Regions from separate parts of the Homo sapiens genome. Here region 2 is linked to region 1. Evidence: read pairs that join two places in POLR2A ChIA-PET (ENCODE). Cell type or tissue: K562. All regions are shown on one strand. Links, peaks and the distances in the headings refer to the core of each region. The heading gives the core; the rest is flanking DNA.

The links. Peaks named below come from ENCODE experiments on the same cell type or tissue, not always from the same donor. Only the 100,000 strongest peaks of a DNase experiment are listed, where the experiment ranks them.
Region 2: POLR2A ChIA-PET joins it to region 1 with 5 read pairs; 2 of 35 experiments call an interaction of 5 or more read pairs at or near these places.

Annotation. Positions count from the first base shown.
Region 1 is chr1:203,378,804-203,384,179 of GRCh38, forward strand. It overlaps LOC102723529 (a long non-coding RNA gene), which reads left to right. Exons shown (of 7, transcript XR_922438.3): 5 at 1,100-1,267. Among named protein-coding and RNA genes, the nearest start is that of BMNCR, 26 kb to the right of the region's middle. In K562, for the core only: no CTCF peak of the experiment used is centred there; no DNase peak of the experiment used is centred there; H3K27me3 peaks cover 1,564 bases.
Region 2 is chr1:203,708,850-203,714,225 of GRCh38, forward strand. It overlaps ATP2B4 (ATPase plasma membrane Ca2+ transporting 4), which reads left to right. Exons shown (of 21, transcript NM_001684.5): 11 at 452-693; 12 at 2,028-2,259; 13 at 3,111-3,290; 14 at 4,316-4,403; 15 at 5,322-5,376. Among named protein-coding and RNA genes, the nearest start is that of SNORA77, 18 kb to the right of the region's middle. In K562, for the core only: no CTCF peak of the experiment used is centred there; a DNase peak (open chromatin) is centred at 2,615.

The DNA.
Region 1 (5,376 bases), core at 294-5,293:
AAACCTGTCCCCTTCAGAGCCCCCTCCCACACCCTTCCCCTGACAACTGAGTGATAAAATTCTGTCCCTGGATGAAGTCAACAATCCTTATCATGACAGAAAACTGCAAATATTTGGTGTTTTTCCATTGCACACAGGGCTTAAGGGAACATAGGGAATCTCAAAACAGAAATGTGTTTGGGGGTGTGTGTATGTGTGTGTGTGTTCAATCCTTTCTTCAAAATATTTCAGCTCCTCTATTTTTAGAAGATGATGACATTCTCCCAGCATTTCAACCAGGTTTTCAGAAGTCACGAGGCTCAGTCCTGCACGCACACAATCACATCTGCCTATACAAAGACACAGAGAAACATACATAGCTACTCACACATAATTCCATACACGTTTAAATGCCCAGGCATCTAGAAAATGACCCTCACATATGCCCGTCTACACACATACATGTATACCTGCATCTGGGTTCACAACAGACCACACCCTAACACATACATACACATACACACCACACTCTAACACATAATGTGAATAAATAGAAACTAGTAAATAGAGCTATTTCTGCAGTGCCCCTGGCATATACTCACATGAAGTGCATGTGCAAAGTACATCTGTGTGTGGTTAATTCACCATCAGATTTTAGGGTAGTAAAGGCAATCACCTATTTTCAGGGCATGTCAGAAATCTAGCTGAATTCCTAAACCTGCTAGATTCCCCATCTCCTTCTTCTGTCCTTGGCCCTCAAGTGAAATGACCTAACTTCAAATGGACTCAGGGGCTGGGGGGTTATTCCAGCTCAGAACAGGAGATCCTTGAACATGGACCCTTGAAAGGGCCCATGGAGGCTAGGCAATGTCTACTATGAAAAGAGAAATAAATAGCTCCACCATTGGAAACAAGTGTCCAGAAAGCTGCAAGTTTATCCTGTACTATAGCCAATGAACAACCAGGTGGTGATCACATCCCCGGGGAAGCGGGGAGGGCGATGCAGGCACACATGGGGTCCTGTTGTAGGAGAGAGACCAGAGGGCAGGAAGGGAGGAAAATCTGAATCCATAAGCTTTCTCTTTATGCAAACCAGACTCATAAGTTTTATTTATTTCAGCTGGAACTCGGAGCACAGCTGCCTTATTTACTTACCTACTGGCTGCATTTCTGAGAACCAGTTTTATTCCTGTTCAAAGGAAGCCAGGCAGAGTTGGGAAAATATTTTCCTAGCCAGCTCCTTAGCACCACTGTCTGAGGGAAACCATCTGGCCAAGATGCCCTTCAAGTGAGTAAATGCAGTATTGCCCTCTCCCTGCACAGGGGAGGGGGCATGCACCAGACAGGGAAAATGGCAGGCTCCTGGGGTGGGCTGAAGCTGTGGTTCTTCCCACTGACCCTCCTGGGCCCCTGGAGTCCAGTGATGTGCTGGTAAAGGTTTAACAATCAGCTGTCTGGGAGGTAGGGGTGGGGCATTGCCTTGCAGTGTTTGCTGATTTCCATGGCCTGTTTGGAACTACCAAAGTGAAGTCACTGAGTGTGGGGTTAGGAGGAGATGCCCAGGAGTACCCCATTTCAGAGTATTTCTACCACGTAGATGCAGTAGGGGGTATGTAACCTCAAGAGTGAAGATACTAATCAATACAGTAAAATAATTAGCAAGTGATGAGTTTTGAGTACTTATTACTTTTATTTTTAATGTGATATAATTTTAAGTTTATATAATTTATTTTCAAATGACATATGCCTTTAACAACTGGCTCTCAGAGTTCTGGAAAATTTCACTGTCAGTTCTTGCAAGGCAGGATGGGCTGGCTCCGGAGCACTGCTGCTGGAGTCCCTCTTTTACTTAGAGTCAGAGAATAAATATGCCAGTGTTAAGATCACTCCCTTTAGAAGCTCAGGGCGTATCATGGGAGATTTAGTGAGGGCTCTACTTCCTTAAGGAGATTTTGTCTTCAGAAGGCAGAATAGACACCTGCTTGGGAAAGAACAGAGGTTGAAAAACACCATGTATGGGTTTTTTTTTTTTTTTTTTTCGGTTCTACCCACCATGTGTACTTGACCAAGACAGCACAGCACACAAGTTGCAGGTTCTGCCTTGCCTGGGCAGCTCCTGACTGTATATGCTTCAGCTTATAGAGTCAAAACAACTTGGCAACATCTAGCTTTATTCCTCCGGGACCCTTGTGCTCTAAGGATAGTTCTCTGGCTGCAGTACCCTGGCATTTTCCAGGTCTCAAGCTCTAGCCTCTTTACCAGTTTAGCAGGATGGTGCTAGTGGGTCTGTGGCCATAAGATTTTCCATTATTTCCTACAGCTTGTCTAGAGGAGTTGGGATATTTCTTGTCTCCCAGAACTCTCTCATGGGAAAAATTCTTACATGAGAGACAGAACACTTTACCCAACTGGAGTCAGGGAAAGTTACACATCTGTCCTGACCTCTGAGCTTCTGAAAAATCACTGAGCTTTATCAAAAGCACACAGGTCCAGAAGTGGAAATTTATAAGACAAAAGAAAATAGGAAATGAAAGTTGGAGGGGAAACCCTCTTAGTGTTGTTGCAATGCCAAGAACTGGGGGAGGGTTTACGGCTCTAGTAGTTTGCTGAAGGATGAACAGGACATGCCAGGGACCAGAGGGTCAGAACAACAGATAATCAGAAATGAAGAGGTCAATGGGTGGGAAAGTAGGAGTGAATGGTGTTGATAGATTTGTTTCTACCATTTTAGGGTTGTTCTGTAATGGCTGCCTATAGTCACAATCACGCCCACAATTCTTCCTACTCATTAAGACCTCTGCTACCCTAGCCCTGAAATTTTCCTTCATCCCCTCCTGTCTTCACTTCCTTCCTAACCCAGTATAGATTCTATGGCCCTTCATAACCACCCCTTTGGGCATGTCCTGGTCTTCCTCCAACATACCTTCCCAGCAAAACCCTAACCTTATGTAGATCCAGCTCTCTGCTCATTCTATACCATTCCAAGAAAGCAAACGTGGCCAGAGGAAAACCGCAACCGTGTGGACTGATTCTACCCTGAATACAAGATGATGCATCTCTAACGAGGCTCAGAACTGCCTGGAAGTCCAGCTACACTTCCCTAGTCAATCCACGCCCTCAATCCCCAGCTACAGTGGACCAACAGCCCTTACTCCTATTGAGGCAGCTCCCCCACCCCCATCCCCACTTAAACATTGGATCGATCCCATCTCCTGTCTACTTGGGACCTTTGGTCCTGCTGATATCCCCTCTCCCTCTTGAAACATCACTTATTTCCTTTCTACTGAATCAAAACTCCAAATTTCTTATGACATTTAAACTTCTCCTCTCTCTCAGCCTTTGTCTGCATCAGGCCAGGAGCTGCAGTGGGGAATAATGGATGGTGATGAACTTCATCTGTTTCCCTGCTGTGTACATCTCCTCCTCCTCCCCTTCTCACTAGGCTGCCTCTTGTCCTCTGGGGCTGCTGCTCTGGGAGAGGGAGGAGATGCAAAGAGCAGGAAAGGTCTTGCTCGGCTGGTACTGTTGTAGGATAGCACAGAATTTTCTGGCCTTGGCAGGTGTTTAAAGCTGACTTTCTTCTCTTGGGTCTTACATAGGTTTCTTACACAGGGGTTGGGCTTCTCTGCTGGCAGCTTCCTTGATACTGACCCTGCCTTTCCTCCAGCTCTCCATTCATCACCCCTCCCTTAGCGCCTATGCATCCTTTAGTCCACACCATACAGACTCTTGTGGGGACCCCATTGTTCCTCCAGGCAGGCTATATGAACAGCATCCCCAGGCCACCATCCCTTGCTGGGCTCTCATCAGCATTTTGGTCCTACTGTCATGGGATTACGGCTACTTCCCAACACAACAGTCTTTACTTGGCTATGCCCAGGCAGATAACCAGCCACAGGTTCTTGCCTTCATTACCTTTGCAGGCGTGGGTCCAGCTCCAGTCGCTTATTTCTATTATGGTCGCCAAGTGGTTCCTGAAAGCCCCAATCACTTGTTTTCATGTGAAGGGCAGGCTTCTTCCTCAGAACATTTCTCCATCTTTCTCCAAGGAAATCAAGTTCTGTCTCTCTCCACTTACTCCCCACTTTCCATCTCAATCTTTAACACCTGTAAGTGCTTGATGTGCTCAGGGTTGTAAAGTGGGTTCTTCAATATCTCAGTTGTGTGTCCCTTGTAGATGGTTTAGCCCTCACTCTGGAATGTGGGCTCATTTTGCACCTATCAGTTTGCGCCAAGCCTTTGGGCTCTCCTTCAAAACTGAGGAAGAAAGAGTTGTGTATTAGCATCTTGTTTCACACATCCCTATCCACCCATGGCTATCTCCACAACCCCCAAATTTGGTTGGCTTCTTCACCAAATACTTCTCTCTAGGAATGCTCCTCCAGCACCCCTGACTCATTGAGCCCAGGCTGGAGTGTAGTGGCGTGATCTTGGCTCACTGCAGCCTCTGCCTCCCGGGTTCAAGCCATTGTCCTGCCTCAGCTTCCTGAGTAGCTGGAATTACAGGTGTGCACCACCACGCCTGGCTAATTTTTGTATTTTTAGTAGAGATGGGGTTTCACCATGTTGGCCTGGCTGGTCTTGAACTCCTGACCTCACACAATCCACCCGCCTCGGCCTCCTAAGTGCTGGAATTACAGGTGTGAGCCACTGTCCCCAGCCCTCTTCCTGACTTTAAAGTTTTCGTTGTAATTTTCTTTTCTTCTCTTCCTCTGTTTTTTTTTTAAATTAATATTTTATTTTATGATTTGTTTATGTAATAGCCAGCATGAAGGGTGGGTGCAGGGATGATGGCAGGAGGAAGAGGCCACACTGCACAGCGGAATGACAGACCTCTCCCTGCTGTCCTCCTGAGCCGCCCTGCAGTCCCACTCAGAGCTTTCTGCAGTAGGCAATCGTCTTGCTTGGGGGAAGCCAGCATCTTTTGAGCATGCTCTCTGCCATCTTTGGTGTAAGGGTTTTACTCTTCATATATGTCATCTTGGTGTTATAAAATCCAGAATGCTTTTCCTCTGAGTATCACGTCCATGTTCTGGAAGATAGAGGACGGGATGGAGTCTGTGTCAGAAAAGCACAAGCTTCCCCCATAAATTCCCAGCACTCTTCTGCTTGTGTTTCATTCACCAGAGCTGTGTGTGCATCCCTAGCTCTAAGGGAGTCTAGGAAAGTGAGAATAATAGAAAACTCCCTAACTTTGTCAAAGCCTTCCATTTTGTTTGTTTTGAGATAATCTCAAATGTATAGTGAAGTTGCAAGTATAGTACAAAAACCTTTATTCCCCCTGAACTGCTGAGAGTAAGTCACCAGCCAATGCCCCAGCACTCCTGAAAAATTTAATGTGTATGTCCTACAAACAATGGATTTGTTTGTAGGACATGCTGCATGTTGCATAGCTGC
Region 2 (5,376 bases), core at 258-5,257, 330 kb after region 1:
ATGTCAAAAAGAAAAAGAAAAAAGATGCCAGGTGCTGTGGCTCATGCCTGTAATCCCAACATTTTGGGAGGTTGAGGTGGGCAGATCACCTGAGGTCAGGAGTTCAAGACCAGCCTGGCCAACATGGTGAAACCCGGTCTCTACTAAAAATACAAAAATTAGCTAGGCATGGTGGCAGGTACCTGTAGTCCCTGCTACTCAGGAGGCTGAGGCAGAAGAATCACTTGAACCTGGGAGGTGGAGGTTGCAGTGAGCCAAGGTCGTGCCACTGCACTCCAGGCTGGGCAACAGAGCGAGACTCCATCTCCAAAAAAGAAAAAAAAAAATGTTATTTCCCCTATGAGCTCCAGGTATATAATGTGAAGGCTTTGTAAATGAGTTCTTTCTCCCTAAGTTCTCTGCCTTGTCAAGGCATCTTACTCAATAGTGCTGTGTATATTTCTTCTCCCAGCCTCCAGAGAAGGAGGGAGGCCTGCCTCGGCAGGTGGGCAACAAGACCGAGTGTGCTCTGCTAGGCTTTGTCACAGATCTGAAGCAGGATTATCAGGCTGTGCGTAATGAAGTGCCCGAGGAGAAGCTCTACAAGGTGTACACCTTTAACTCAGTGCGCAAGTCAATGAGCACCGTCATCAGGAATCCCAACGGTGGCTTCCGTATGTACAGCAAGGGCGCCTCTGAGATCATCTTGCGCAAGTGAGCACCCCCGACCACTCTGCTTCCCTTCAAGATCCTCTCCTCAGGAAGGCATGGGTGCACACCCCACACTGAACCCATGTGAATGAGGGAGCCCTCCAGCCAGGTGGTGACATAATAACTAATATCCAAGCGTCTACTCAGGCCACGCATGTTTTTTAAGTGCTTAAGGTGGCTTGTTGTATTTAATCCTCACAACTCAGTAAGGTGGGTACTATGATTATCCCTGTTTTACAGATGAGAAAACAGAGATATAAGGAAGTTAAGTATCTCACTCAAGGTGATACAGCTAATAGTGGCACAGCCAGGATTCAGACCTGGACGATCCTAAGTTTCCATTTCCTAATCTGAAAACAGAGATAGCCATACTCAGCTCCTAAAAGTACTACCCCCTCACTGTAACTAAATGATTCAATGTATGTAAAATGCCTTATACATAACAAGTACTAGAAACGTTTGTTCTGTGTTCTCTTTTCCTTCTCTTTCCTTCCCATTCCCATTTCTGATTACAGGGAATTTACATAACTTTAAAAGTGACTATTCGGCCAGGCGCAGTGGCTCACGCCTGTAATCCCAGCACTTTGGGAGGCCGAGGCAGGCAGAACACGAGGTCAGGAGTTCGAAACCAGCCCGACCAACATGGTGAAACCCTGTCTCTACTAAAAAAAAATACAAAAATTAGCCAGGCATGGTGGTGCGTGCCTGTAATCCCAGCTACTCAGGAGGCTGAGGCAGGAGAATCGCTTGAACCCAGAAGGCAGAGGTTGCAGTGAGCTGAGATCGCACCACTGCACTCCAGCCTGGGTGACAGAGTGAGACTCCATTACAAAAAAAAAAAAGTGACTATTAATAAATTACCCATAGTTCATCAAAAGTTGGCACTATACCTAAGTAGGGCTGAATTAACCAGTGCTCCAACATGGCTTTAGCCACCTTCTTTTAATCAGCACATTCTTGTATAGGAAACCTCCCCCAAACCACCAGCACCACACAGTGAGCACTATTCTAAATACTCGGATTGAAAAAGTCTCTCTGCCTTCAAGAAGTTCAAAAGAGCAGGTGATTCACAAATGACTTGCATTGCATTCACATATGGGTAAGAACAGATGACATGGGAGAATCCCACTCTCTATATATCTAGACCTTAACTCCATCCACAGCCCACCTACCTTGGAAAGAGGGACTCAGCTGGGTGATGAATGAAGGAAATGTTTGGCCACACTTGGAGCAATGTCTTTAGGAATAATACAGAGTTGCCAAAATACCTGTCAATGATTGTAGAAACGTATTGAGTGGGAAGGGAGACACCGCGTTCTTACTGTGCGCCTCCCCAGGTGTAATCGAATCCTGGACCGGAAAGGGGAAGCAGTGCCATTCAAGAATAAAGACAGAGATGATATGGTACGCACTGTCATCGAGCCCATGGCCTGTGATGGACTCCGGACTATCTGCATAGCTTACCGGGACTTCGATGACACAGAGCCCTCTTGGGACAATGAGAATGAGATCCTCACCGAACTGACCTGTATCGCGGTGGTGGGCATTGAGGACCCTGTGCGCCCAGAGGTGAGAGGGTGGGAAGCCACCCAGGAGTCTCAGGAAGTGGGGTACTAGTTCCCTTTCTAGTTGTGACCCCAGGCAGGTAACCTAACTGCCTCTCACTTAGAGGGATAGAAGTTTCTGTGCTTCCTGCTTCACAGGACTGCTGTGGAGTGCCAGTATGATCGAATGTGGCATTCCTAGGACTAATGCTGTCTGAGTGTTGAGAAGCAAAGGGCTTATTGGGCTCATTATTTGGTACTTAAGTGTTGTCAGGAGGTCAATTTAGCCAGGACACCAACTTTGTCTTTAGCTCCCTCCTTTCAATCAACACATTCTTTTTGAGTACCTGCTGTGTGCTGATAACTATTCTAGACACTAGGGGATTGAAAAGTCTCTGCTTCTAAGAAGTTTAGACAGATGGACTATTAATTCTCAAGGCCCAGAGGCATGAGAGGGTGTCATGCATGTGGGAAATTACAAAGAGCTGATATGGTTGGAACATGGGCCAGGTGGGTGGAGAGTGGCAAAAGCTTCTGCTAGAAAAGAAAGCACTGGCCAAATCGCAAAATGCCATTCATGCCCTGCCGAGAAGTCTCAATTGTAAGTGAAAGAGCAAGTTTTTACACCTCACTCCCAAAGCAAATTTCCCCTTCAACTCATGGTACAATAGGGCAAATTCAAATGTGACTGCCGTGGGTAGGACAGAAGTGAGGTGGCACCCAACAGTATCAAAATGACCAGACCTAGCCCATGCTGCATGGCACCACTTCTAGGGTGCCTTTCTCCTGTCTGCCACAAAGGGACAGACAAACAGGGACAGCTTACCAGGGTCATCACCCTCATCTGCGCCTTTCCCCTTTCTTCACTCTCCATAGGTGCCAGATGCTATTGCCAAATGCAAACAAGCTGGCATTACTGTCAGAATGGTGACAGGTGACAACATCAACACAGCCCGGGCCATTGCCACCAAATGTGGCATTCTGACACCTGGGGATGACTTCCTGTGCTTAGAAGGCAAAGAATTCAACCGGCTCATCCGCAACGAGAAAGGCGAGGTGGGTCCTGGCTAGGGGGAACCAGGACCTCACCTGACAAGGAAAAGGCGGGTTCTAGCATAAGGCATCTGGGTCATGTGCGGGAAGGTGGGTGGTTTCTAAAGTGAAAGCTATTCGTAGTGAAACATCTCCTTGTACCAAACTGCTGATATGGTAACATTGGGAGTTGCCGGCTGGGCGCGGTAGCTTACTCCTGTAATTCCAGCACTTTGGGAGGCCACGGCGGGTGGATCACAAGGTCAAGAGATAGAGACCATCCTGGCCAACATGGTGAAACCCCGTCTCTACCAAAAATACAAAAATTAGCTGGGCATGGTGGCGTGCACCTGTAGTCCCAGCTACTGGGGAGGCTGAGGCAGGAGAATCACTTGAACCTGGGAGGCGGAGGGTGCAGTGAGCCAAGATCATGCCACTGCACTCCAGCCTGGGCAACAGAGCAAGACTCCGTCTCAAAAAAGAAAAAAAAAAGAGGGGGGGAGTTGCTTGTGAATGAAGCTTGCTAGCTTCATTCACAAGCTATCTTTTGAGACAGTGTCACTAACTTTTCTTGTCTTTCTGCTTTTTCAGTTTTTTATACTGACTTCCCCCTAGCCCACCCCTCCTGTGTCCCTGCCCTTTGGCTAACAGTGGCTAAAGGAGAATGTGGTCTGGCGGTGGCACAGATCCAAGCTTTCCTGAGCTACATAGAAATCAAACCTAAGACCTCAGAAGCACCACTTTACCCACCCGAGCCAACAGCCAACCCTGGCCCACCTCCCATTAAAGGTCTGGGAAATGGGGGATTGGCTGCCAGGTAGGGACTTGGGAGGAAAAAGAAAAAAAGCAGGGCCTGAATGGTCATCATCCATGAATCTACCCTTGGAGACTGGTTGGCTGTTTCATCTCTGCTTAATCCAGAATAACACTTTCATGTGGGACTGTGGTGTACCCAATCTCCCAGTGACTCCAAGTGTATGGAGAAGTTAAGATTTTCCTGGATAGCTTTTCTGCATTTGACTGATCCAGGTGTGGTCTGGTGTTGGCAGGTAGAGCAAGAAAAGCTGGACAAGATCTGGCCTAAGCTTCGGGTCCTGGCGCGATCTTCTCCCACTGACAAGCACACCCTGGTGAAAGGTGAGGTTGGCTTCCAAATAGGTGCCTGCAACAGCTGAAGGCAGGCCAGGGCGAGGACAGATAAGAACCACCAGCCAAAGCCACTCTCCTGTCCAAATAGGGAGGTCCTAGGAGAGCTCCCAGGCTAGTGGGGAGAACATACAGTTAGCAAACATCTGAGCCCTTGGTGAGTATGACACACAATAAAGTTGTTGGGTTTTTATTTTTTTTATTTTTTGTTTTTATTTTTGGAGACCGAGTCTTGCTCTGTCACCCAGGCAGGAGTGGAGTGGTGCAATCTCAGCTCACTGCAACCTCCGCCTCGTGAGTTCAAGTGATTCTCCTGCCTCAGCCTCCCGAGTAGCTGGGACTACAGGCGCATGCCACCATGCCTGATTAATTTTTGTATTCTTAGTAGAGACAAGGTTTCACCATGTTGACCAGGCTGGTCTCGAACTCCTGACCCCAGGTGATCCGCCCACCTCGGCCTCCCAAAGTGTTGGGATTAGAGCCGTGAGCCACCGCACCTGGCAATTGCATGGGTTCTTAAAAACATGATCATGTCTTATTTACCAATAGTACTGTGAACTAGGCAGGGCAGGTATTCCCATTTTACAAATGAGGAAGTTTGAGGCTGAGAAGACAAGTAACTTACCCAAATTACCCAGCTGGTACGTGGAAATGGTGCAGTTTGACCCCTAGGTCTCTGCCTTGAAATCCATCCTATGTGTTCTTCATAGCTGTCTTAGGGTACCGGATGAGGACAAACTTAGTTCAGTGCTACTCATGAAACAACTTACTGCCCTTAGGTGGTTCCTGTAGAACTTCTAGGAAAGGGAAAAGGGAAGGAAAGAAGAAAGTAGAAGGAGTGGCGGGTGGTAGGAACTGAAGGGTGGGGGAGACCAGAAAAGCTCACTGTGGTGTGTCTGTTTCTCCCAGGCATAATTGACAGCACTGTTGGGGAACACCGGCAGGTCGTGGCTGTCACTGGTGA